Linked DNA regions of Homo sapiens: all the other regions are linked to region 1. The links are chromatin contacts, found by Hi-C or POLR2A ChIA-PET in ENCODE. All regions are on one chromosome and are shown on one strand. Each heading gives the region's core, a stretch centred on a gene start or an enhancer-like site at or near the end of the contact. The rest is flanking DNA. Distances are from core to core; before and after follow the strand shown.

Region 1 (6,746 bases), core at 822-3,321:
CATTTTCTCACTAGGAAATTGTCTTGAAAATACCAATTTGTTTCACAGAAAATATCAGCCAGGGGTTAATCACCATCATTTGGCACCGGCAGCATATGCATTTAGATGTGAACAAAGGACTACATTGTTAGATGAGTTGTAAAGGTTTTGCTAATCTTGAAAACTTCTTTTTAAATTTAATTAGCTGGCTGGAAACGGTGGCTCACGCCTGTAATCCTAGCACTTTGGGAGGCCGAGGCGAGTGTATCACCTGAGGTCAGGAGTTCAAACCAGCCTGGTCAACATGGTGAAACCTCGTCTCTACTAAAAATACAAAAATTAGCTGGGCATGGTGGTGTGCGCCTGTAATTCCAGTTACTCAGGAAGCTGAGGCAGTAGAATCACTTGAACCCAGGGGGCGGAGGTTGCAGTGAGCCGAGAATGTGCCACTGCACTCCAGCCTGGGTGACAGAGCAAGACTGTGTCTCAAAAAAATAAATGAATAAATAAAATAAAATAATACAAATAGATAAATAAAATTAATTAGCTGAAGAAAGTATCAGTGAAATGTGAGGGCATGAATAGACATGGCATTATATGCTTTGGTTCAATTATTATCTGAGCCAGATTTAATGATAGATATTTATAAATTTAAAGATTCTAGATGTCATTGAATTCTTTATAAAATGTAGGAGTTAAATACTGTGAGATAGGAGAATCATGAGCCTTCAGATTCAGCAGATGTATAAAATTCTACTTTTTAACTAGTATATGGGTTAGACCTCTTGGTATTTTTGATACTTAAAAAAACTCCCAGCTAATTTATTCAGAATAGCCCATAAATGAGACATTCCCATTTAGCCGCAATGAAAACTGGGGGCCATCACTTATCAGCCAGTACAATTTTTGTAGAAATAGAAGGTGGAATTAAAATTCTTATTCTTTTTGGATATAAAGTATACTCATTGCCTTAAGACCATTAAGTGACTTTAATCTTTGTCAACAAATTATGTCTTCGGTGTACACAAGAATCATATTGCCATAAACTTCTTCTTTTTTTCTGCATTCTCTATTTTAAATTCTTTTGAAAAATAGATGTTATTTTCCATATGGTCTGCTTCAGTGCTTACTTCATGCCTTCGACTATGTTTCTGAGGACTTACGTAGTTTTCCCTGAGCTTCGCTCTACTTTTCCAGGGTTGGAAGGAATACCTGCATTTCTGTGATCAGTGCTTGGTCCCACCCTACTCCCTTGCCTTGCCTGCCTGCCATGCACAGAGTGATCACTCATGTTTTATCAGATGTTTTCATTAAGACATAGAGCATATAACAAGGCTCTTATCCTCATAGAACAAATAATGTAGTTGGAAATGTAAGATAAAACCTATATGAAAACAAGAATATTCTAGGGCTCCATATGCTGCTTGGCAAGTGAACAGAGTAGGAGAAGTGTAGGCTTCCTCCAAAAGACTGGTCAGGGGAAGGTTTGGGTTCAGCATTGAGGGAATAGTAAGATTCTTTTTTTTTTTTTTGAGACAGAGTCTTGCTCTGTCGCCCAGGCTGGAGTGCAGTGTCGAGATCTCAGCTCACTGCAACCTCCGCCTCCCGGGTTCAAGCAGTTCTCTGCCTCAGCCTCCCGAGTAGCTAGGATTACAGGCACCCACCACCACACCTGGCTAATTTTTGTATTTTTAGTAGAGATGGGGTTTCACCATCTTGGCCAGTCTGGTCTTGAACTCCTGACCTCGTGATCCATCGGCCTCGGCCTCCCAGAGTGCTGGGATTACAGGTGTGAGCCACCGCGCTCGGCCCAATAATAAGATTCTTAAGTAGAGACCTCAGAAAACTATGTTTCTTGCTTTTTTTTAAATACAAGGAAATGTTTGCTTATACAGCTAAACCATTTTCTTTAAATGCTGTTTAATTATCCCTATATTAACTAAGCAAGCAATGACCTCAGTTCTGAATTACTGTATTATCTTTCCTCTATATCCGTCCAGAGCTCTAGCCAATGGGCCAGCAGGGAACATGAGGAAGTGTCACACCCTCTTGGGGTGGGGACATACAGGGCTGGGAAGAGAGGGGGAGATTTCCTGTCCAGAGTGTCCTGGGCTGGGAGGTGGAAGGCCTGAGGGAACTGTCCCTCTCCACCACTAACGTGTCCTAGCACCAGTCAGGGCCTCTGTCCCCATCTGTGTGGCCACAGCTGGTCACCCTCCTCCCAATCTCACATGCCATGAGTCTTTGAAAATGGCTGAGTTTGCAGCCTGTCCTGCTTTTATTGCCATGTCTTTTGTGGAAAGAGGAAAAGGAAGTCTCAGCCTCTGCTGTTAATGAGCTGTTATACGAGCCAGCAGGCTGCAGCAGAGTAGTGGGCCTTTCCTCTTCTGTGCCTCCAGCTGCTCACGCACACCTATCCTCTTCCATCTCCCAGCCAGACTCGGTGCTGAGGTAGAAGCCTGTGTCCCAGGTGCTCATCATCTCTGCTGAACACATTCATTATCTGCAATCAAGCTGCATTCCAGCTTCTTGCCAAACCCTTGTCTGTCAGTAGAAGCTGCATTGGGGATATACAGTCTGAATTTGGCTCATTAGGCCAAAGGCAAGCAGCAGAACTTGGAAAAGGCCGGGGAGGGCTGTTGCGTGGTTCTCAGCAACTTGTGCACACTCTGGTGTGAGAGTTACCAAACCCCAGAATTACAAGCTCACCAACCCCTTACTTTACAAGACTTTTTGTTCTGCATTCCCATTGCAGGCCAGCATCCTTGATGCTTTGAAGAATTTAGGAACTTTGCCATTGGCAGGATTTATGAAAGCTACCCCCACCTCCTGCCTCCAAATACAGCATGGTAGATCCCAGTAGGTTCCTGACATGCATTTCTTTGGGGGCCCTCTGATCCTCCCCAGTTTTCCTGGCCAGATGAATGCTGAAGATTCCCTGGGCCCTGCGTTTTGTCACGGCCTCCTTGGGGGTGGTTCCCTTCTGCATCCAGCTGTTGCAGCCTGGCTCTGTGTTCACTGCAGGCTGGGGCCCGGCCAGCTCCCTGCTGTAGCAGTTGGTGAGCAGCTCCAAGGATGAGGGGGGAGCAGCAGTGCTGCAGGCCTGCTGAGGTCTTGGCTCACGGTGGCTCCCCTGGCTGACTTTTGACCAAATGGGAGAAGAAAAATCTTCCCTCCTCCCTTTAGGTCTCAGAGGGAGGCCATGTCTCCCTAGAGCATTTCTTTCTCTCCCTCCCATCCTTAGGAAAAGAAGAGTGTCATCCTAAATGCTGTGCCTTCACCTGAGAGGGGATATGTGCTTTTGGTCTAAGCAAGAAGAATGAGAAAAATTTAGGCTCACTGGGAGTCAGAAGGTCACATTATTCAGTTGTTCATGGAATACTTCAAAATGTGTGAGCATTTATTTCTTGCCTCTCTTTTGGCTTTGAAATACCTTAAAACAAGTCAGATACGTAAGCATTTGCAGAAGCAGGGTGTAAGTAGATTTAAGAACGGCACGATTCCTCTGTAATGTCCACAGACATATTTCTTTAGCAAAGATTGACATTTGGGCCAAAGCAGGATTTATTTATTCTTGCAATCACTCAGTTTGTAAATTGACGGGATATAGATTGCCACAGAAGCACTTCCCTGATTCATATTCAAAGGAGAGTCTTGTTATATTATTAGGTATAGCAAGTGTGTTATTGTTAATATCCACCTTTGAGTACTTGTTCAAAGGAGATAAGCAGGATATTATATTATTTCTAACCAAACCAAGCTTCTCAGACATCACTCATTGAGAAGGTAACAAAACAGAAGCCCAGGGAAGAATACCCTACATAAGTGCTTGGGAACCTATGCCCCCGCAAGAATCAACTGGCCTGAGCCGCAAGTGTGGAAATGGTCTACATGCGCCATCTTGTGGCTAAGGCCATCAAGAACGTTTGGAGATAGAAACACCCAAATAAGAGTTCTGCTCAGGTTCACTGCCTTTTTGAAGCTGAAGTTCATGATAGCTGCTTTCTAGCATCTAGTGCACTTCCTGGGATTCTCAATTAATATTTGTCAGGTGAAACTCTTCGAAGGAATCTCATGTCATGGCAGAGTATACTTGTTCTATGTTACACTAGAAGGCATAGCCAAGACTGACATGTCCTCCAGCCATGGTCCAAGGCCGTTGTGTCCAAAATAAGACAGAATACTCTAAACATGGTCTGAGTAGCCTAAAGTAACCCAGAAATATTACTTCCAAGACTCTGGAAAGTCTGCTTCTAGAGGTCGACATCCTCACTGAAATCTGCCTTTCACCACACTTAACACTTTAAAAAAAATTAATGTGGTAAAAAACATGTAACATAAAATTTACTGGCCAGGCACAGTGGTTCATGCCTATAATTCCAGCACTTTGGAAGTCTAGGAGAGCAGATCACCTAAGGTCAGGAGTTCGAGACCAGCCTGGCCAACATGGTGAAATCCTGTCTCTACTTAAAGTACAAAAATTAGCCAGGCATGGTGGCGCGCGCCTGTAATCCCAGCTACTTGGGAGGCGGAGGCAAGAGCATTGCTTGAACCTGGAAAGCAGAGGTTGCAGTGAGCCAAGATTCTGCCACTGCCCTCCTGCCTGGGAGACAGAGCAAGACTCTCAAAACAAAACAAAACATAAAATTTAGCATTTTAACCATTTTTAAGTGTACAGTACAGCAGTGTTAACTATATGCAGTCCATTATGCAACAGATCCCTAGAACTTTTTCATCTTGCAAAACTGAAATTCTATATCCATTGAACAACAACTACCTGTTACCACCTCCTCCCGGTGCTTGGCAACCACATTATATTTTCTACTTCTAAGAGTTTTACTGCTTTGGATACCCCATATAAGTGGAATCATGCAGTATCTTTTTTGTGACTGGCTTATTTCACTTAACGTCTTCAAGTTTCATCCACGTTACATATGGCAGGATTTCCTCCTTTTTTAAGGCTGAATAATATTGTCTGCATACGCCACATTTTGTTTATCCATTCATGCATAGATGGACATTTAGGTTGCTTCCACATCTTGGCTATTGTGAATAATGCTGCGGTGAACACAGTGTGCACATTTAACAGTTTTATTCTCAATGATATGATGGAGTTTAAAAATCTTATGGAGAATTTAATTTATTCTTGAAGTTTTAAACTCAAATGCTTGAGGGGTAAAAGCTTGAGAAGTGTCTGTTGGTTAATCTGAGCTATTCTTGCGGTTTGTCTAACAAGGACAATCTTAATCCATATCAGGTGCATCTTAATACATACATACATATATATATATATATAGAGAGAGAGAGAGAGAGAGAGGGAGAGGGAGGGAGAGAGAGAGAGAGAAAGAGAGAGAGAGAGGGAGAGAGAGAGAGAGAGAAAGAGAGAGAGAGACGGAGTTTCGCTCTGTTGCCCAGGCTGGAGTGCAATGGCACGATCTCAGCTCACCGCAACCTCCGCCTCCCGGGTTCAAGCGATTCTCCTGCCTCAGTCTCCTGAGTAGTTGGGATTACAGGCATGTGCCACCATGTCTGGCTAATTTTGTATTTTTAGTAGAGATGGGGTTTCTCCATGTTGGCCAAGTTGGTCTTGAACTCCCGACCTCAGGTGTACTGCCTGCCTTGGCCTCCCAAAGTGCTGGGATTACAGGCATGAGCCACTGCTCCCGGCCTGCGAATATATTTTTTAAAGTTGCCTTGAATCATTTTTGGAGCAAGACAGTGAATAAATATACAAAAGAAAATCATCCGTTTAAGAAAGTGCTTGCTTTCTGTGAAGCATCTGGCTATTGCTTGTAACATGGTGGAGTTGATGTCAGACATTATGTCTCTCACTGAACGTCACTTTCCTTCTCCTGCCCGGAGGTTTGGGATTTTGAAGGGCATTGGATTATAAAGTGCACTTGCCAATTTGTGATTAGGTCTGGAAATGGGGAATTTGTTCATTTAACAGCAGGTGCCACTTGATCAACCACTGCCAATACTTTTGCCGCGGACTTCCCAGGACTCCAGCTGCACTCACGATTCCTTTGGTCAACTGTTCTGCCTCAAGCCTGCTGTAGATGCCACTGAGAATAGAAAGTTGAAACCAGTTGATCCCAGTGAAGCAGCACCACACAGTACTTATTAGAGACTAAGAAGCCAGGGAACACTTTTCCTCATAATTTTTTTTCCTTACCCCAGGGGTTAGTGTGTTTAAAAGAGCACTGTGGGGGTGCTGTTGTAGAAAGCAGCAACTCTGTATCGGATGCCATCCCCTGGTGTTTTAAAGGCAGGATTACAAACATCTAGAGAGGAAAACAAAAAACAAAAACAAAACCCACATTCTCTAATTCATATACAGATCGTTAAGTGAGAATGGAATTTATGCGATGCTTTTCATGATGGGGGATTTTCTGCAAGGGAAGCCGCTTGCCCATTTTGTGGTAACGGCTTGAAATAAAGGAGAGGCCGGAGCAGGCAGCAAGGTTAGCTTGCTCTTGCAGGATAAGCGTTGTCCTTGCTCTCAGTTCCCCTGCTGTGTGGCCTGGTCCCTTCCTTGTTATCACCCTTCACCAGAGCCCTGTGTGAGGGCCCTAATGGAGACTTCAAGAGCTTTTAGTTCACTAGGTACTGCCACCTGCATCCACTCTCTGCTTTTCCTTCCCCTGCAGGTCTCATGTGTCCAGCATAGAAGTATTTTTAAGACCTACTTTGCAAGACGTGACTTCTGTTGGGATTTTAATTTGAAATGAAATTTAAATGTACCAACCCTGGGCATTCCGATCATT
Region 2 (5,881 bases), core at 3,376-5,875, 380 kb before region 1:
CTACAGCTATTCTGGAGAGCATTTCAGCCACAGACACACAAAAATAAATAGCCAATGACACACAGCTCAAGGTCCATTGTGGCCTAAAGAACCCTGAGCTTCTCTTCCTCACTCCCTTTCTCCCTGTCACCCATCTCCATTTACTCAGATGCCATAACACTTAAATATTTTTATATAACACAATGAGGTAGATGTTAAAACTTCTTCATCATCCTGGAAATGATTTATCCCTACCATAAATCTATCACAACGTATACCCAAAGGCTAACAGAGGAGATATTCAACCTACCAGGTCAGAGAATCCTCCACAGAAAATTGCTAAAAGGTCCTGCAACCCTCTCTGTGTATTCTGGCCAAAGTTAATACAGTTTGTTTCCTGAAGTGCTCATACCAGAGAGATGGGATGGGGGAAGTCGTTTGGAAACCGCCAAGAACTATTGATTAGAAACACATGGGAAACCACAAAGGCATTACACCTTGACTTCAATTAACCAAAGGAGGGTTCATATCTCTTTCCAATGTTATAGACAAGACATACTTAAAGCTCCGCTCAAGATGTGTTTGGGGCATGTTTCACAATAAAAATACCTGGTATAAACACGACTGTAGAACTTTAAGTGGTTCTGGCATATTAAGATATATGGCTGTTTTGTTAAAATACTTTTTTGATCATTAAAAAGCAGTATAATTAGAACAAGTATTAGAAGGACTACCAATCATTTATTTTTATTTTTGGTTTTTGTTTGAAAATTAAGCCAAAGATATTTAAGAACAGAATTGTCAGAAAAAGATTATGTAATAAACAAGTTTCTATAACTGCCATGTACAGAGATTTTACTAACATTTTTATCACACTGAACTGAGAATTCTGAAGTCCAATTTAGGATTAATCACCAGGACAGAATGGAGGGAAATTATAAGACCACTTGGCAGTTACTCCATCTCAAATAACTCTGTCTCCAATTCCTTTACTGAAATAGCACATAGCACTCTTACCTAGAAAGATCTCATAGACCCGTCTATAGCTTTATAATAAGGCCCATATTGGATTTTCAGGATGCGAAAGCACCAGAAAATTAACCCAGAAAACTGGACTGCTCCTTTCATCTAACTCTTTACAGGGGTTTGGAAAACTGACTTGACCATTCTTAGGTTTCAATGCCTACTTATGTAAAATAAGCAGGTTGATTTTGAAGGTTTGCTAAAGTTCCTTTCAGCTCCAAAAATTTCTTCCAGTTTACAACTAGAACAAAAATGATACATGAAGAGTTAAAAGTGAATTAACAACACAAACTCAGCGCCCTTGTATCAATGCCATCACTTGATCAAAATGTTCCTATGGGCAACTAATGTGTTATACCAGACATAGTGTTTCAAGCTTTGGCTTTTCCAATTTTTAATATATTCTAACAGTTTTGACAGAATACCCTGCATTCCACATACTCACTTTGATTCCCTCTTGAGCATCTTCTTGTGACCTTTGATAAGTTAAAAGGGTCTTGAACTGGATGAAAGTCTGCCAGAAGCAAATGGAGGGGCATAACTTGGTAGAATAAAAAGATGGTAGGCCCGGGCTAGGAGTGGTGGCTTATGCCTGTAATCCCAGCACTTTGGGAGGCCGAGATGGGCGAATCACAAGGTCAGGAGTTCGAGACCAGCCTGGCCAACATGGTGAAGCCCTGTCTCTGTTAAAAATATAAAAATTAGCCGCGCATGGTGGCGCACGCCTGTAATCCCAGCTATTCGGGAGGCTGAGGCAGGAGAATCACTTGAACCCAGGAGGTGGAGGTTGCAGTGAGCCAAGATCATGCCACTGCACTGCAGCCTGGGTGACAGAATGAGACTACATCTCAAAAAAAAAAAAAAGATGGTAGGCCCAAAAAACACAAGCAGCAAATCAATCAATTAATAAATCCCAAGTACATTACACATTAAGTATGAAGAGTCAAATTTTCCTCCCACCAAAACGCGCTAATCCGTTATATTTACTAAATACAAAGGTGGACAGACACCCAGCCCGGGTTCCTTCATGTGTACCACCGAATACTTCCACAAGGTTTTTGTGCCCTAAGGACAGGGGAATGCTAAACAAAAACTAGAGTGGTCATTTTCCCTTTGAGGCCGAGAGGGAATTACTATCATGGTTGCTATCTTCCAAATTCAGAGAAAGGTAATTTTTAGTGAACAGCTGAACTTAATGACTATACCAGCCTCATGAGCTTCCCTCCCCAGAATCCTAGCACACTAGGAGATCAAAAGGCCTTCCCCCTAAACAAAGAAAAGGTCCCAGGCTTCAAAATAGGCAAGGTTAATGGGCAGACCCACCAACTATAATACAACCATTTGCAAAAGAAGAGGAAGGAGGTGGGCTAAGGATATGGGGCAATGGGCCCAGTTCCTCCCACAGATCATTCCAGACCAGGCTTTTCAGACCTTCACCAAGGACCTTTTGACCAGAACACAGACACCCCCAACCCCCAACTCCCTCAGGTAAGGGACCTCAAAAGCACATCACTCTAGCTCTCTGAGGTCCAATATAGAAAGCAAAAGTCCATCAAAGCATGTTTTGCTCCCTATGATACCAAGGCAAAGAAGAGGAGGGTAAATGGACAGAGGAATCCTAGATTACTGACAAATGCCATGCAGACCACCAGGATGGATTTATCGGATCTTATTTTATTCTGTACTAAGGCATCTGAGACCCAGGGCTATCTGAAGCTCTGGCTGTTTCCTAGAAGGTACTGGCTTTTACTCTTCCTGATGCCTTCCATCCATCTAGTTAGCTACTGCTTCCCCCATTCTTTCTGGTCTCATCAGGTGCTTTAGAGTGCTTAGAATAACACGTTTTGATTCCCAACTCCATCATTACCAGCTCTGTGACACTGGCCAATCTATTTACCTTTTCTATGCTTCTGTTTCTCTATCTGTAAAATACAAATATTAAGAGTACCTTTCTCAAAGTGTGTCAAGAGGAATCAACGAATTCAATGAGTTAATCTTCACAAAGCACTTAGAACAGTGCCTGACATATGGTGAGTGCTATATTGTTTGATTAAAATTAAATAATATAACTGGATTGTTTTTAACACAAAAAATAAATGCTTCAGGGAAGATATCCCATTTTACATTATGTGATTATTACACATTCCATGCCTGTACCAAAACATCTCATGTACCCCATAAATATATATGCCTACTATGTACCCACAAAAATTAAAATAAAAAAATTTTACTTAAATAATTTTCAAAGATGATTTCTTCTTCTTCATAGCCAGCTAGAGAACCTAATAGCACATCAGAGAAGGGTACCTTAAAAGAGCAGTTTAAAACTGACACAACTGTTGCAAAGTTTCTTTTGGGGCAATGGAAGTATTTCCAAATTAGATTGTGGCAATGGTGGCACCACTCTGTAAATCTACTAAAAATCATTCAAGGCCGGTTGCGGTGGCTCACGCCTGTAATCCCAGTACTTTAGGAGCCTAGGCGGGTGAATTCCTTGAGCTCAGGAGTTCAAGACCAGCCTGGGAAACATGGCAAAATCAAGTCTCTACAAAAAATACAAAAATTAGCCGGGCGTGATGGTGCATGCCTGTAGTCCCAGCTCCTGGGGAGGCTGAGATAGGAGGATGGCTTGAGGTGAGCCCGGAGGCAGAAGATGCAGTGAGCCAAGATGGTGTCATTACACTTCAGCTTGGGTGACAGTGCAAGACCCTGTCTCCCAAGGAAAACTCCCCCACAAAAAAATCATTTCGGTCTATACTTTAAAATGAGTGAATTTTATGGCATTTAAAGTATACCTCAATAAAGCCATTAACAAAAAAAGAATGAGACAACCATTTATCCAATGAATCAACTATTAAGTCACAAAATCCAGGATGCCAATCTATTCCTGGTCCCCCTTCAGGCAACAGCATGACAATGATGATCACGGGGCATCATGAACATATGTGATCTCTTCACATTGGGCATCCGTGACTTAAAGAATGGGCAAAACACAGAACGAGGGAATCCCTAGGAGGCTTTCAGCTTCTGGGAAGAATGTTTCACATACCCACAAAACAATTTAAGCCCTTTGTAACTAAGAAAACATGCCTCAACAGGCAAGTACTTTCCCTGAACTTCTTAAGCCTATTCCCCTAAACATGGGAGGCAGCAGGTTTGACCTAAAGAGCTCAGGCCCTGTCAGATTTACAAAGGTGATTAGATGATTTCAAATTCAGCCTGCATGGCCTAAAACAGTTTATTTTGACCTATCCACACCGGTTTCCTCATCAATAAACCTACCTAGCTTGAAGGCATTACTTAGGATTGGAGATAATAAACGTAAAATACCTAATGTTTGACACAGGGTAGGCATCAAACACAGTAGTGCAGTAATAGCAATTACTTCATAGTTAAATATAAACATAATAAAATGCACAGTGAGAGATCATCATGCAAAATAAGGGAACCAAACCTTTTCTCTACACTTACGCAATTTCTATAACATCACTCCCTGGTCATATCTCTCTGAGTGCACATGACTCAGTACAAAGGAAATGAGCTCCCGGGTAGCCAGTAATCAGTAACAGGAAAGGCACTGCTGCCAACAGAATTGAATCATCTCACATTTCTCGAAGTTCCTAGGTGAATTCAGTGTCCTCTGAGAAGGCTTTGGAGAAAGCCACATGAGGAGGATTTTGGGAGGCAGAATATACAACTCTCTACTCTTAGTCATGTCTGTGCATTTCACATAGTAAGTAGCCACTCCTATATTTCCCCCTTTGCAGAGCCTGTGGATGGAGATTTACATCTCACAATTGCACTTGAGTTTCCCCAGAGAGGTTAGCACTGATTTGTTGTCCCAACACGGTTGCATGTTATTAATTGTCCAGAAACAGAATGATATGGCAATGGTGCTTAGGTTGTACCTGTAACCCTAACACTGCTGCAAATATAGTAGGATAATTAATTTGTGGTTGGTTCAAATACCTCACATTACCGGCTTTGGGATAAAACAAATTACTGCCCACAGTAAGCCATGAATTTATTTTTCAAAGACTTGAAGTCATTCATTCCACTGACTTCCTCAGAGCCAAAGATACTGACAGAAGTGTTGTACCCACTGACAAGAAAATGCCTAAAGGGGAAATGAGTTGTTAGGGTGGCGGGGCTGGGCAGGGCGTTGTTTCATTTCAGTTTTACCATTTTACCTACTAATAACAATGCTTACACAGTATTATGTGTTTCCAAAATGTCCCCACATACAAGATGCGTTGGACGGTACCCTACAATCCTTGCAGAAAGGCAAGCAACCAACGCCAGACATCTCAGGCGAATAACAGGCAAATCTGAGTCCGAAACCCAGTTCTTCCTACTCCTAGTCTTTCCTGTGCTCAATTTCATGATGCTTCTACAACTGGGATTCAGAGTGGAACTCAGTCAAGGTTTTTCCACCAGTAGGTTTGTAATAACTTACAAAGGTACCGTCACAGAAGGCACCCCCTGCAACCTCATAGTGGAGGATAAAGTCCCTCAGGTCCATTCAAATCACTTTTCTCTTTGCTTTAGTCTGCAGATCTCCACATTAATCAGTTGGGATGACCTGGGAGGCAGCTCAGTGCTGCATCTATCTGGCAATTTTTGGAATGAGATGTCGCTGGTCAGCTCCTTCCTGAAACAGAGATGAGCTCACCATTGATACCCAATGCCCCAGTGCTGAGTACCATCCTTGTCACTTCTGCCTTGTAAGATAAGCAACAATTCTCGGAGAAAGACCTTATTAAAGCCAGTACTTTCAGATCATACTCAGAAACCGATGCTTCTTTCCAAAAACTTCAGGTTCAAAAAGCAGTTACTAGGAAAGGGGTGTGACTTTTTTTCCTACTGGCATTTTAAGTAA
Region 3 (6,271 bases), core at 1,858-4,357, 430 kb before region 1:
TCCTGTGTATGCCGTAAACATTGCATTATTCAGCCTCAAATATCACCCACCTCTAAAATAGCCACCTTTGTCCTTTATTAGGGAGGGGAGAGGCTATCTTTTAAGCTAAGTTATTCAAATCTATTTGAAATTTTAAAAGAAATAACACAGACACAAAGCAGGGAGGGTATGGTCAGGAAAGGGGAAACCAACAAACACTTAAAGGAGACATTCATTTTTAAAAAGGTTTCCTAGGAATAAATTACCCTCATTAATAAATGCAGTGTTTCAGTTTCATGTACTATTTCAAATCCAATGGTAGTTAACTACTCTAAAATGCAGTATACAGCCAAATACGGCACACCATAGAATTACTGTGTTTCTCTATGACGGCATAATGCTTCTTCAGACTAGCCTTAGGATGCACATACTGCTCCCATTTTACAAGGTGGGAAAACTAAAGGACGGAGACATTATTTTCTTTTTAAAAAAATTATAACCAGAAAACATAGCAGAAGAAAAAGATCAGAACATGTATTTCCTTACTCTTAATTGCATGCTCAATTAAGCAAAGAATTTTCAATTGATGACCTCTCCAAGCGGAGCATAAGGACACAGGAGGTTCAGCATTTCCACCCCAATTTGACAACCACTGGACAGGCCACGCAAGGGGGAGCAGAAGTCCTGAGAGTGAATAGGAAGGCTCAGGCAACATGCAGAATAACAAAGAAATGGCATGAGTCAGAAGACGGGTGCAGCTGTGGGTGCAAACAAACATTTAGGGAGCATGTGGGAAAAGGGATACTAGCCAAGGAGGCTAGAGAAAAGTAGTCAGAAGTAGGTGGATAATGAGAGGTGTTGACAATAGCTGTGTCACTTCTCAAGGCATGGGGTGTCCCAAGGCAATGCAGAGACTTAATTCTGATTCCAGAGGCACTGACTTCCTCCTCGGTGTTACACATGATATCAGGAAGAGCTGAAATGACACGTATGCAAAGGTTCTCAGATGACAAGGGAAGTGGTGAGCAGCAGACAAGAAGGCAAAAGAAGCCAGGAGGAGGCCTGTCCTGGAGGGCTTCATATGCTTAATTGCAAAATCCACCCAAAAGGAAGAAAAACGAATCAACAGCGTCAGTGTATTCCAGCTCATGGCAGAAACAGGAAACTCAATCTGAACAAGAGTAATTGGCTCATGTTAATTTTCTCCACTTTCATTTTATCACGTTGTGAGTCAAAGAGGTAATTTACAGAAAGGGCTATAAAGCATTGTGTATGTTATGTGGAGTCTATTATGCATCATTATTACTTCATTTATATCCTAAAGTACCAATTTCAACAAAGTAATCAGGTTCCATTATCTCTCCCCATTGAATGAGTTCTCTAGCCAGCTCCCACCCTCAAATCACCTATTCAATAATTATCTTTTGAGCACTTGCTTCAGTAAGGTATTGTTGTACAGGGGAGTATTCACATCTATGCTCTAAAACAGCATTGTCTAAAAGAATTAAAATGAGAAGCACATATGGAATTAAATTTTCTAGTAGCTACATTAAAAAGTAAAAAGAAGAAACTGATTTCAATAATGTTTTGGATATACTGGCTTAAATAAGGTATATCATTTCAATATGTAACCAACATAAAATTATTAATGAAGTAGGGGAAAAAATGCAAAATAAGCTTTTGAAATCTTGTGTATTTTTACTTACAGCACATTGTAATTCACATGCTAAATTTTCAGCAGATACACTTATGTTTAGATTTCATAAAATATACAAATGAAAAAAAAACAGGTTCACATACCCAAGTTGTTCCAAATACAGAAAAAGTTTTCCAGTAACTGAAGTGTTTTTAAATGTAAATTAATTGAACTGAAATAAACTTAAACTGTTTGCTCCTAGGTTACACTAGCCACATTTCAAGTGCTCCACAACCTCAAAGGCTGGTGGTTCCTGTATCGGACGGCACAGCCCTAGATCTATACACACTCACTTTTGAGGAAACAAGAGAGAAATCTCATTATGTATCAGGGGAATTAGTTTCTTAATCAAAGGCCTCAAGGGCTGTAATAAAGTCAGAATTCTTCAGAATCCCTCAAATAAAGGTATCAGTGCTACACTGAAGCCATGACTACTCTATGCTTTGTCATTCAGGGGCTAAACCAATTCCTGGTTCAATCATTTGCCTTAGCAACTTAGGAGCAGTGATTTAGAAATGGGTAAGAGCCTGAGCTCTGGAGGCCAACTGCCCAGCTTGAAAATCCAGATCTTCTGATCACTTGCAAGTAGCTTAACAACTCCATGCTTCAGGTCCTCCTAAAATGGGGTGATGATGACAACAGTACCTACCTAACCAAGTTATTTTGACAATTAAATGAGCTAAAACACACATAGCTTAGCACAGTGCCTGGCAGATTAAGAACTCAATAAACAAATGTTGTTGCTTGCATCAACAGTTGACCAGGCCTGCTCTCGGAAGAAAGAAGCACTCCATGGCAAAACCTATTGTGTGCACACATGCATATGCTGTGTACATACTGATAAAGTCCACAGCGAGCTCACTATGAAGATGGCAATCAGAATTAACCCTATATCATTTACATCCTCCACAAACAAAATAATACAAGCACAGACAGTTCCTTAAACAGCATATACTATCCAAACGAGTGCACGGCATCAAAAGATGCAGCGTAACTACACAGGATGAGCTGCTGGTAAAGTCAGCAGCATTCACAGGGGAAAAGCTCTGTCAGCCTTCGATTTGTAGGAAACAGGGGCCGAGGGAAGAAGCAGGAGGCAGGAGAGTGGGGTGAAGTACCCGTTAACAAACGGGACAAGCAAGATTCCTAGTGTAAGCACATACGGTATTTATTAAGTTTGAGGAGTCTGGTTACATCTATTTTGAGATTTGTGTGTTTCATTTCAGTTTGCCAAAGGAATGACAATCCAACAAGAATTACTGAACAGGTTCAGCACGTAGAGGAATATGTTGGCACTTCCAAGAAAAAAGAATAAGGTGCTGGGGTAGATGGTAAACAAGCAAGATCCAGCTCTTGTCAGAAAAAAAAGAGCCAAATGACCAGCAAGAAAGGAGAAGTGAGATTCTGCCCAGGAAACGGGGCTTACTCAAGAGTTAAGGTAAGGCAGTGTCAGAAACACAGTGAAGCAAGCCAAGAACACTAAGGCTTGCCTCATTGTAGGAGTAGCTGTACCTCACTCAGCCCTCTGGCTATAAGTGAAGCTTCCCAGACTGGAGGAGGCAGGAAGAAGGAAGAATATTTCACAGCCTCAAATCTTCAGGGACAAAATCGGTGCAGGCTTATTAGGAAGAGAAGCGGCAAGCCTTAGAACACCAACCAAAAATCCATAGAAAGACATGATTTTATTGCTGGCATCCCACTCACAGCACTTCACGGGGACTGCAGAGGCTGCCATGTTTCTTTGGATCTAGTTGAGAGAGGAAGACAACTCACTTGATAAAGTACAAGGAGAGCTAAGTTCAGAAATGCCATATTTAAAGGGCAGTATATGCCACCGTCTTCTCCCCCTGCTCCTTAATACTAAGGAAAGCCTGAGGGATCTTATGAAGGAAGACAAAGGAAGTCCAGTGTTAATAGGATGGTCTTTTGCCATTTTTGTTTCATGAGATGACTTCAGCTCAACTCTCCTTCAAACCCAATTACTAGCCAGGCTCTGATTTTGACTACTCAAATCCAAAGTGGCCCACATTATATCCACCAACAATTAGATATACTACAATGATGACTGGGGATAAGGGGGCTATAAGTGGTTAAGGAGGAAGAAGAGAATTCCAGATACTTCTTTGAAGTTAGCTCAGTTTAAGAAAACTTTAAAGAGAAACAAATAAAGACAGAAAAGAAAGAAATTTTACTAGTAGTGGAAAACATTTTCTTCAAAGATAAGGTGGTTTACAAAACGCCAATGAGTCACCCAGAGGCCAGTGCAGCCCAGACCCATCAGGGGCATGTCCTCCCCCGCAGCGGGCAGGAGGGCACACGTGGTGTCCGGATGGAGGCGCCAAGTGACAGGGTTCAGACAGTCCTCACACTATAAAGTGCTGCATGGTTTACCACACCTGCTATATGCTCTCTTGAGTCTCCTAACCAGTCTCCTTATTTGCCTGTTAGGAAACCATGGCTCAGAAAGATCAAGATCATCTTATTAGTTAAGGTAAAATCAAGATTAGACCTCAAATTTCCCAAATCCTAGTCCAGTGCTTCTTCCCACAACATTAAGTTGCTTCCTGAAAATAACCAACCATAATTCTCCACTTAGCAACCTTTCTAGCAACTTTCTGGTCCTGGTCATAAACTCTCACCTCCACCATAAACTGATGCTTTTATCAGGGATATTCTATCACATCTCCATGTTCCCAAAACAGAAAGGAAGTTTTAGGGAACCCCTTTCCTTTGCTCTAGGCGCAAGCCCACAGGTGCCCTCGAGGCAAAGTGCTAAGATAAGTGTGTTGACATCATTTTCCCATGGAAGAAACCTGATCTCTCCAAAGAAAAGCCGAGTACTTCCAGTGGACAATTCTGAGCCTTCTGTTCCCCTACTTATGCCAACTGCTTAGCTTGAGCCAGATGGGGGGTGGGGATATATCCACTAACAAAATCTGGAATAATTACTGGGGTTTAAGTGCAATGTATCCTTAAAGAAACAGAAGCAAAAGCAATTAAACTATAGCACTGTACCTGGACTCACATCCAAAAGCCTCATTCAAGATACTAAAGGAGCCATTTCTCCCCTTCCCTCCATGGATTCCTTCCCTGTGCCTTTGTCCCACTTTAACCACTTTGCCCAAATAGCCCACTGACCAGGAACATCCCAGCCAAGTATTTCCAAATCTGGCTTGGTCAGCCTTCCTGCTCTCGGGCTCCTTTGAACCTCCTGCCTGCAACACACAAAATAGCACTGAATTGAGGTCTGACATGGCTCTTGTGGAGCACTCACCAACACACCAGGCTGCTTCACACCTCAGTGCCTTCGCACAGGGTGTTCTTGCCTGCACGAATGCCCTGTCCCACTAGTCAGAGGGGAGTCTTTTCAGAACTCTGCTCAACTCCCCTTCTCTATGAAGCCTCTCCGACTTTGCTGGTAGTTCACTACTTGCGCAGGGCTATGAGATCGCACTTGTTTCTTGTTGATGCTGCCATGGTAGTACTGATCCCACTGTATTACAAGTCATGGCTGAGTTCCCTGCTAAGCTGTAAGCCAAGAAGTTAGCATTCATGGCTCTTTTTAAACCTTTGTACATCTCGTGCCTAGCAGAGGGAAGCTAGATGGATGTCTAGCAATCAGGTCATCTCCCCTTCTCAATAAGATTCCTGAGGACAGAGATTAGGGCAATTTTTTGGTATCCCCCACAGAACCCTCCACTTCGCTAAGCACAAATGTCAAAGGCATCAACAGCAACAACATGCACACAGTAGCTTATTTCTCTGAGAAATAGGACAAGCATTCCCAGGGAGGCTCTGAGGAAAATGCTTTCAACTTTACCCAACTAGAGGATTTAGCGTCTGAGCCTCCTCCTCACACGCTGATCTGTTTCCACTTCATTTGTGCTAACTCATTTTACACTCAATCTAGTCTACACTGAGATCCAAGGTTATCCTCTGGGGCAAGGACAGTGAAATGGAAATTACAAAAGCTCATCAACAGACAAATGCTGGGAGAAAACATCTTGAACGTGTACTCTGCTCCCTTCTCCCCCAAACAATTTCACTGGAGTGGACAAATTTCAGTCCATCAGGGGGGTACATTCCTGAGGAGCTAGAGAGAGACCTTGGGAATTATCACACCCTGAAGAGTGGAAGCCAAACAAGAAATTTCTGCACTAAGCTTTTAGAAAAATAAGGCTAAAAAGAGAACATGTTTAAAGCCAGCCAAAGGAGTTAAGAATAACAAACAAACCCACCATTCTATTTGTTGGCACCCACAGAAAAGCAGAGGAGGAAGATACATTTGAAAATTAACCATCAGTGGCTGAGTGCGGGGGCTCACACCTGTAATCCCAGCACTTTGGGAGGCCAAGGTCGGCGGATCACCTGAGGTCAGGAGTTCAAGACCAGATTGGTCAACGTGGTGAAACCCTGTCTCTACTAAAAATACCAAAAAAAATAAAAAATTAGCCAGGCATCGTTGCATATGCCTGTAAACCCAGCTACTCAGGAGACTGAGGCAGGAGAATCGCTTGAACCTGCGAGTCAGAGGTTGCAGTGAGCCAAGACTGCACCATTGCACTCCAGCTTGGGTGATAGAGCGAGACTCCATCT
Region 4 (5,893 bases), core at 3,230-5,729, 410 kb before region 1:
CTGCAAAAGGAGAGAACTGAGCTGGCTCTGTCCTCACTTCGTTATGTTAATCAGAAGGGAAACTGTTGTTGATTTGTTAAATCCTTCAGTTTTTCTTGTGTCTTGCCTCTTTCTTATTAATGTAAAGCAAAGAAAAAAACAAGGCTTAACTACAAGTTCTGATTAATACAGGCTTTATGCATTTGGTTTAGAAATGTGTATAATTTTCTGCAATATATTTGTCTAATTGTTTTTTTAATGCAAATATTAAAATTAGTTTTTATTCCCCAAGCTCTCAGTGATTGAAACTCCTTGCGGGCCTATTTCAAAAACTGGAATATTTCTATGTCGGTGACAGAAGGAGCCGTTGTTACAGAGGACTTAAAAGTGGAAGAGAGTATAGAAGAGGCAACAGGTAGATTTGGAATAGGGTATGACCTTTTTCCTTGAAATCTGTTTGAATGAGGAAAGGTTTCTATGTAGGATGGAATGTATAAAGGTGGTGATAACTCATTAGACTACTCTGGGAAAATGTAGGAAGGTTATGCAGTCTGTCAAACATGTAGCCACATTAATGCTTTAGCAAAGCTGTTTGACACCAGTATCTGAGAAGCTTCTTCTACAAGCAAATTCCATTTTCTAAAGTCTTTGGATTTTTTTGACGACTGTCTGTATTCTAAAAAGCCGTAACTCTTACATTAATCTGTTTGCACTAGGTAACCAAGCAGTGAAAACAAGGCCACAAGTAGGAACATTTAGCCTATTCAACCCCAAGTTTCCTCTCAAATGATACGGACCTAAAGGGAAGGTTTTCCCTCCTCTCTGGAAGCTAAAAGCATGTAATTTTAAACCTCTCAAAGAGGCACTTACCATGAGAACCTTGACCGGTGCTTCCCTGCAAGGATGAGAGCCCCCCAAGTCCTGCCATAAAACTACAGACTATTTTAAGGGGAGAGGTCAGGAAAAAAATTTGAGAAACTTTACACTGTTAATTAATTTTGCAGAAATCCATTAGATGGTAGAAAAATCCTGAAAAGGAATCTCATACACCAAGGCCTATGAGCAGAGAAAAAAAGGAAAAAAGTAGTCCCAGAATCTGTTCCCTGCATATCACTGCATATTAAGCATGAAGATCACACATCTAAGAGGCTATCATGCAACAAAAATCCCATAGTTCCGGAAAGAGAAACTAAAGAGAGAGAAACCAGAGGGAGAAAGAAGGAAGAAGTGTGCCTAAAACAGACATCATCTAGTCCTTTCTAGCAACTAAGAGGCACAAAAGCATTTACAAAAAGAGAAATATTGAACACCCCTTCTGTTGTGCTTGCTTGGTGAGTTCAGTGTTTTGGGTCTTGACTACTGAGTGCCATCTTAACCAACAGACAATTAGACATTAGAGGCTTCAACATGGCTTTGCCAGGCACAGGTCTTTTGGTTTCTTCTCGACAAACACAAAGTGCATGGCTTAAAAGCACTAAACAGTTCTGTATTTCAGAGACTCTTCAAGGGACAAGAGCATGAGAGATGTAGGAAATCCGGACACACGCATGTAATCAGCTATCTGAGGGAAAGCTTAAACGTCTTATCAAAGCAGCACTCTCCAAGGATTTTCTTTTTGCAAAAAATGTTTTTCTTACCTCACTGTGGTCACTGACCTACTTTTAAATTCAATGCTGAAAATGGTGCAAGGCTTCACGAGAATTACAGAGCCTAATGCATAGGAGTTCAACAAATGCTTTGATGAGTGCATCTGGTTTCAGATAGTATTCAATTTACAGAAGGTTTCCTTTTATGCCATACTGACAGTCCAAAAAAGAGAAAACCCCGAGGAGTTTTACTCCACATTTAATCTGTCTTTCCAAGTCAAAGAAGAGAGTTTTATGAACAAGTTCCTCAGTCTGTTGGTTTGAACTAAGAGGACAGTCTATGCTTATCCCGACAATTAACAATTTCAGATCACTGGAGGATTATTTTATGTTACTCTTGTTTGAACATTACTCAAACTCCAACAAGAGTCAAAGGTACCCTTTGAACACACTCTCAGAAGCAACTCCCTAAAAGTTGCTTCTAAGCAACTTTTATCCAATACTTTTATCCAAAAATTTAAAATTAAGCAATAAATACTTAAACACTCAGCAGTGCTGAAATAGATACAGAATAGCCTTCTGTTATTATGTGTTTTTTTTTTTTTAAGAAATCAGCAAATGCTAGGTGCAAAAACCTATACTGCCAAAATCTTTAAGCAGCTCCCTTACACATACAGTCAGGTATGTTTTGACGAATTCAATGGGTATAGGAGAAAACATGTGGAAACTCATCTATGACCATGAGTTCAACCTGCAGGCTTGTGAGTAATACATCAATGAAGATGCCACCTTTGGAAAATTTATTCTCTATCAAATTACAGTTAAGTATTAAAAACTAAAGAGACTAGTGGTCTTGTTACATTTTATAAATATTTTCAACTGAAGACCAGCACTGTTATATACCTACTGTCATATCATATGGTAATACACAGGCATACTTTTTATGTAACTGGCAAACAAAAAGCTACACACAAGGAAGAACAAATGGATGCTAAGTCGTTTGGTCCAAACGACAGTCAAAGAAAAGGAAAATCACTGGAGGAAAGGGAAGGGAAAGGACACTTCTTGAGGGAAGACTATCCAGTAAGGAAGTTATTAGCAGCAGTAATCCAGGCAGAGGGAGGTAGGGATTGCACTAGGGGGTGAAGGTGATGTAAGATAGAAATGGGGTGAAAATGCATTTAAAGAGACATTTCAAAGTGGAAAAAGATGGTAACAAATTGACTACATCAAAAGGAAAACATGGGTCTCGGTTACATACTGTAAAATGGCATGAAGCTCACTGCTATTTAATAAAACCACTTCTTTGCTTCCTGTAATTGTCAAAGAAATTTAAAATACTCAACTTCAATTACCATCTAGCTGAAGAAAATCTGAGATTATTTTCTAAATCAAAAATAAGTTGATGGCTGACCACAGTGACTCACACCAATAATCCCAAAACTTTGGGAAGCCAAGGTGGGAGGATGGCTTGAGCTCAGGAGTTCAAGATCGGCCTGGGCAACACAGTGAGACTTCATCTCTGTAAAAACTTTTTAAAAATTAGCCAGGTGTGGTGGTGCATGCCTATAATCCCGACTACTGGAGAAGCTGAGGCAGCAGGATTGCTAGAACCTGGGAGATCAAGGCTGCAGTGAGCTATTATCTCACCACTCTACCCTACAGCCTGGGCAACAAAGTAAGAAACTTGTCTCCAAAAAAAAAAAAAGTGAGTTTATTCACACAACCTTTAGAAGATTGACAAAGTCTCTTTTTTTTAAACTCTTCTCTTTCAGGGTAAATATCATCTCTTTACTAAAAAAATCTAAACTGGGCCACCCAGAAAAGTTTAGCTGCCTATGAACTCCAGTGGTATGACTTACCACTTCCTTCCCTCCTTCCTGCCTCTTTATTAAATTTATAAAATCTTTGCCTTTGTCCAAATCAAATAAAACTTTGACACATCACAGTGAGCACCAGTTGTGTTGCGAACTGTTAAGAAGAGATATCTATAATGGTATACAGAAAAATCAGTAGGGGTGTATTTCCCCTACTTAAACACCATACACACATACGAAGTCCTTTGCATATCTGCAGATTCTTCCTTAACAATGGTCTATAATGTATTACATTTACACAATTGCTATTCTCTTCCATTTCCTTTAGATCATCCATTACATTCTTTATCCAGTTGAATTCCCTAAAACAAAACCAACAAACTACTTTTCATTTTTAATGTCAATTATTTACCTGGTACTTCACAAAGATGCTGTATTTAGTTTCTCTAAGAGCATGCTTTTTTTTTAACCTATTATGTAAAATTTCAAACAATCACAAAAGTTGAAAGAATAGTATACTGCACCTCCATGTATACTTCAACAATCATCAACATTTTGCAATCTGGTTTCAGCTACCATCCCCCAACCAGGCCTTTAAAGTGAATCTCAGACAGCATGTCATTTCATCTGTAAATATTCCAATATGCTTTTGAGAAAGACCTTGTATAAACAATCACCCATAAGACAGTGCTCTGTTATTCTAAAAAAAATATTTATTAGACCGTATTTGTAAGTATTAAAAATGATTTTGCCATTGGGTTAAAAAGCTACTCATTAAAAAATGATTTTAGGGACAGTCCCTCTGAGCCCAGGCTAGCCAGCATGGACACAGAAATCACTGACTATAATGCCAAGTATGAGCTTGGCAAAGATAAAATTACTCACAGCCTACATGCGCCACACACATGGTCTAATTTCTTGTAAGATTAGAGAACAAATTAGTAAAACTGGAATGAAAACCAAAGTCTGTTCAAGGCTGGAATTTCCCCAGTAGTCCAATGTTTCAGCTACTGTGGCTGTTTAGAAAGTATCATGAATCACCCTTAAAGATGAGCTGTAATGTTTTTGGAAAAAAGAAGCCAGTGTGGTTTAGGGATGGGAAAGGAGGGGAGGTACTAGGCTGCTTGTCAACCAGCTGACCCGGAACCCTGACGACTGGCTGATGGCAATTCTATCTGTGTGAGTTAGCATATTAATTAAATACTAGAACAAAGTCTACAGTGGTGATTCCCAAATGTGGCTTCCTCCAGGCTAGCAGCATCACCTGGGAACTTGTAAGAAATGTAGATTTTCAACCCCTGATCCAGACCAACTGAATCAGAAACTTTGGGGAGGACAGGGCCCAGCAATCTATGTTTTAACAAGTCCTCCAGTTGATTCTGATGCATGATAAAATTTCGAAACCACTGGTCTAGAGCTACACTGTCTAACCACCTGTGACTATTAAACTCTAAAGTAATTAAAATTAAGTAAAATTTAAAATTCAGTTCCCCAGTGACACTAGCCACATTTCAACACTCACTAACTCAGCAGCTAGTGGTTACTCGGCACAGATTATAAAATGTTCCATTGGACAATAGTGGTCTAGGACATTTAAACTGAAGTTTAATTTACAGAATACAAGGCTTCTCTTATTCTGGGAGGAGGGGAGTACTCACCAAAAGTGAGATTCTTACTTTGGCAGAATCTCAAGGGCGTTTCCCAGGTGTCCACTGCATGACTCAGTTTCCACAGGGAAAAGCATCACAGAATTGGGGAAGACAGTGGAAGAAGAAGACACTGTTGCCCACGTTAGCCACACAGGTGAAACACAGACTGGAGTGTAAAAGACTCCATTTCTTTAAAGAATTGAGACTCTGATGTAGTCAGGATCAATAGTATCAGCACAAACTGGCTCTTTGAAAGTTCTGCAACTTGGGATTCAAGGAGACTCCTGGGCAGATGCTTTCCATCTTTATGGAAAACCACAGTGCCAACAGCAAGATACCTCCCCCAACTGGCTTTGCCAGAGGAGAACGACAGAACTGTTTGTGAACCATGTATGATGCCCTCAGAGAGAATCAAGAGGGGTCATGAAGAGGACTGAGATCCTGCCTACCAACTAAGTGGGCGCAATTACTGGCAACATTTTAATATTGATGGTCATATGACCTCATTTGTAACCTCACACATGGTGGAGCAGGGGACACTGAGTTACCCATAGGCTTGCTGAACATTCAATCGACTCTATCATATTTTAATACCATTATTGAACTGATCTCAAGGAAACAGCTGCCACAACTATGTTAAAATCATACAGGGCCTTTTGTCTCCACTAAATCAGAACTGAAACTAGGCAGGCTAGGACAGACTCCAGGATTCAGTCTCTTCCTCCTGAGCACGCAAGCTCACTACCTCCCATTAGGATAAAGGGGAGCTAAGTATTTACTTGCTCGTTAGAGTCTATTTCTGTAATGTGTTATCCTGCCTGCCCCAGGAATATCTTGCATATCTCTAAATGAAAGTAGTCCA

Evidence for each region. A loop is a pair of places that touch in the nucleus more often than their neighbours do. ChIA-PET counts read pairs that join two places held with the same protein, here RNA polymerase II (POLR2A). Pooled maps may share reads with other maps.
Region 2: a pooled map shows a loop between it and region 1 (7-fold over the local background). The contact joins two enhancer-like sites. A Hi-C loop is called at or near these places in 2 of 168 maps with a recorded cell type or tissue (naive thymus-derived CD4-positive, alpha-beta T cell and tibial artery), 7 of 37 single-sample maps with no recorded cell type and 6 of 50 pooled maps. POLR2A ChIA-PET finds 5 or more read pairs at or near these places in 3 of 52 experiments (activated CD4-positive, alpha-beta T cell, activated CD8-positive, alpha-beta memory T cell and endothelial cell of umbilical vein).
Region 3: a loop to region 1 is called in a pooled map, with 5 times the contacts of the local background. The contact joins two enhancer-like sites. A Hi-C loop is called at or near these places in 11 of 37 single-sample maps with no recorded cell type and 4 of 50 pooled maps.
Region 4: a loop to region 1 is called in a map with no recorded cell type, with 4 times the contacts of the local background. The contact joins two enhancer-like sites. A Hi-C loop is called at or near these places in 1 of 168 maps with a recorded cell type or tissue (naive thymus-derived CD4-positive, alpha-beta T cell), 6 of 37 single-sample maps with no recorded cell type and 2 of 50 pooled maps.

What each region holds. Positions count from the first base shown.
Region 1 is chr2:152,034,181-152,040,926 of GRCh38, reverse strand. The region is part of intron 2 of CACNB4 (calcium voltage-gated channel auxiliary subunit beta 4); the gene reads left to right. Among named protein-coding and RNA genes, the nearest start is that of CACNB4, 61 kb to the left of the region's middle. RefSeq lists an enhancer at 6,022-6,597. Within about 2 kb of position 2,071, at least 13 of the 41 ENCODE cell types and tissues checked have a DNase peak (open chromatin) inside an H3K27ac peak, as active enhancers do.
Region 2 is chr2:152,420,380-152,426,260 of GRCh38, reverse strand. All of the region lies in intron 1 of FMNL2 (formin like 2), which reads right to left. Among named protein-coding and RNA genes, the nearest start is that of FMNL2, 88 kb to the right of the region's middle. RefSeq lists enhancers at 1,136-1,861, 1,862-2,588. Within about 2 kb of position 4,625, at least 15 of the 41 ENCODE cell types and tissues checked have a DNase peak (open chromatin) inside an H3K27ac peak, as active enhancers do.
Region 3 is chr2:152,463,952-152,470,222 of GRCh38, reverse strand. The region is part of intron 1 of FMNL2 (formin like 2); the gene reads right to left. Among named protein-coding and RNA genes, the nearest start is that of FMNL2, 130 kb to the right of the region's middle. Within about 2 kb of position 3,107, at least 15 of the 41 ENCODE cell types and tissues checked have a DNase peak (open chromatin) inside an H3K27ac peak, as active enhancers do.
Region 4 is chr2:152,444,482-152,450,374 of GRCh38, reverse strand. All of the region lies in intron 1 of FMNL2 (formin like 2), which reads right to left. Among named protein-coding and RNA genes, the nearest start is that of FMNL2, 110 kb to the right of the region's middle. Within about 2 kb of position 4,479, at least 7 of the 41 ENCODE cell types and tissues checked have a DNase peak (open chromatin) inside an H3K27ac peak, as active enhancers do.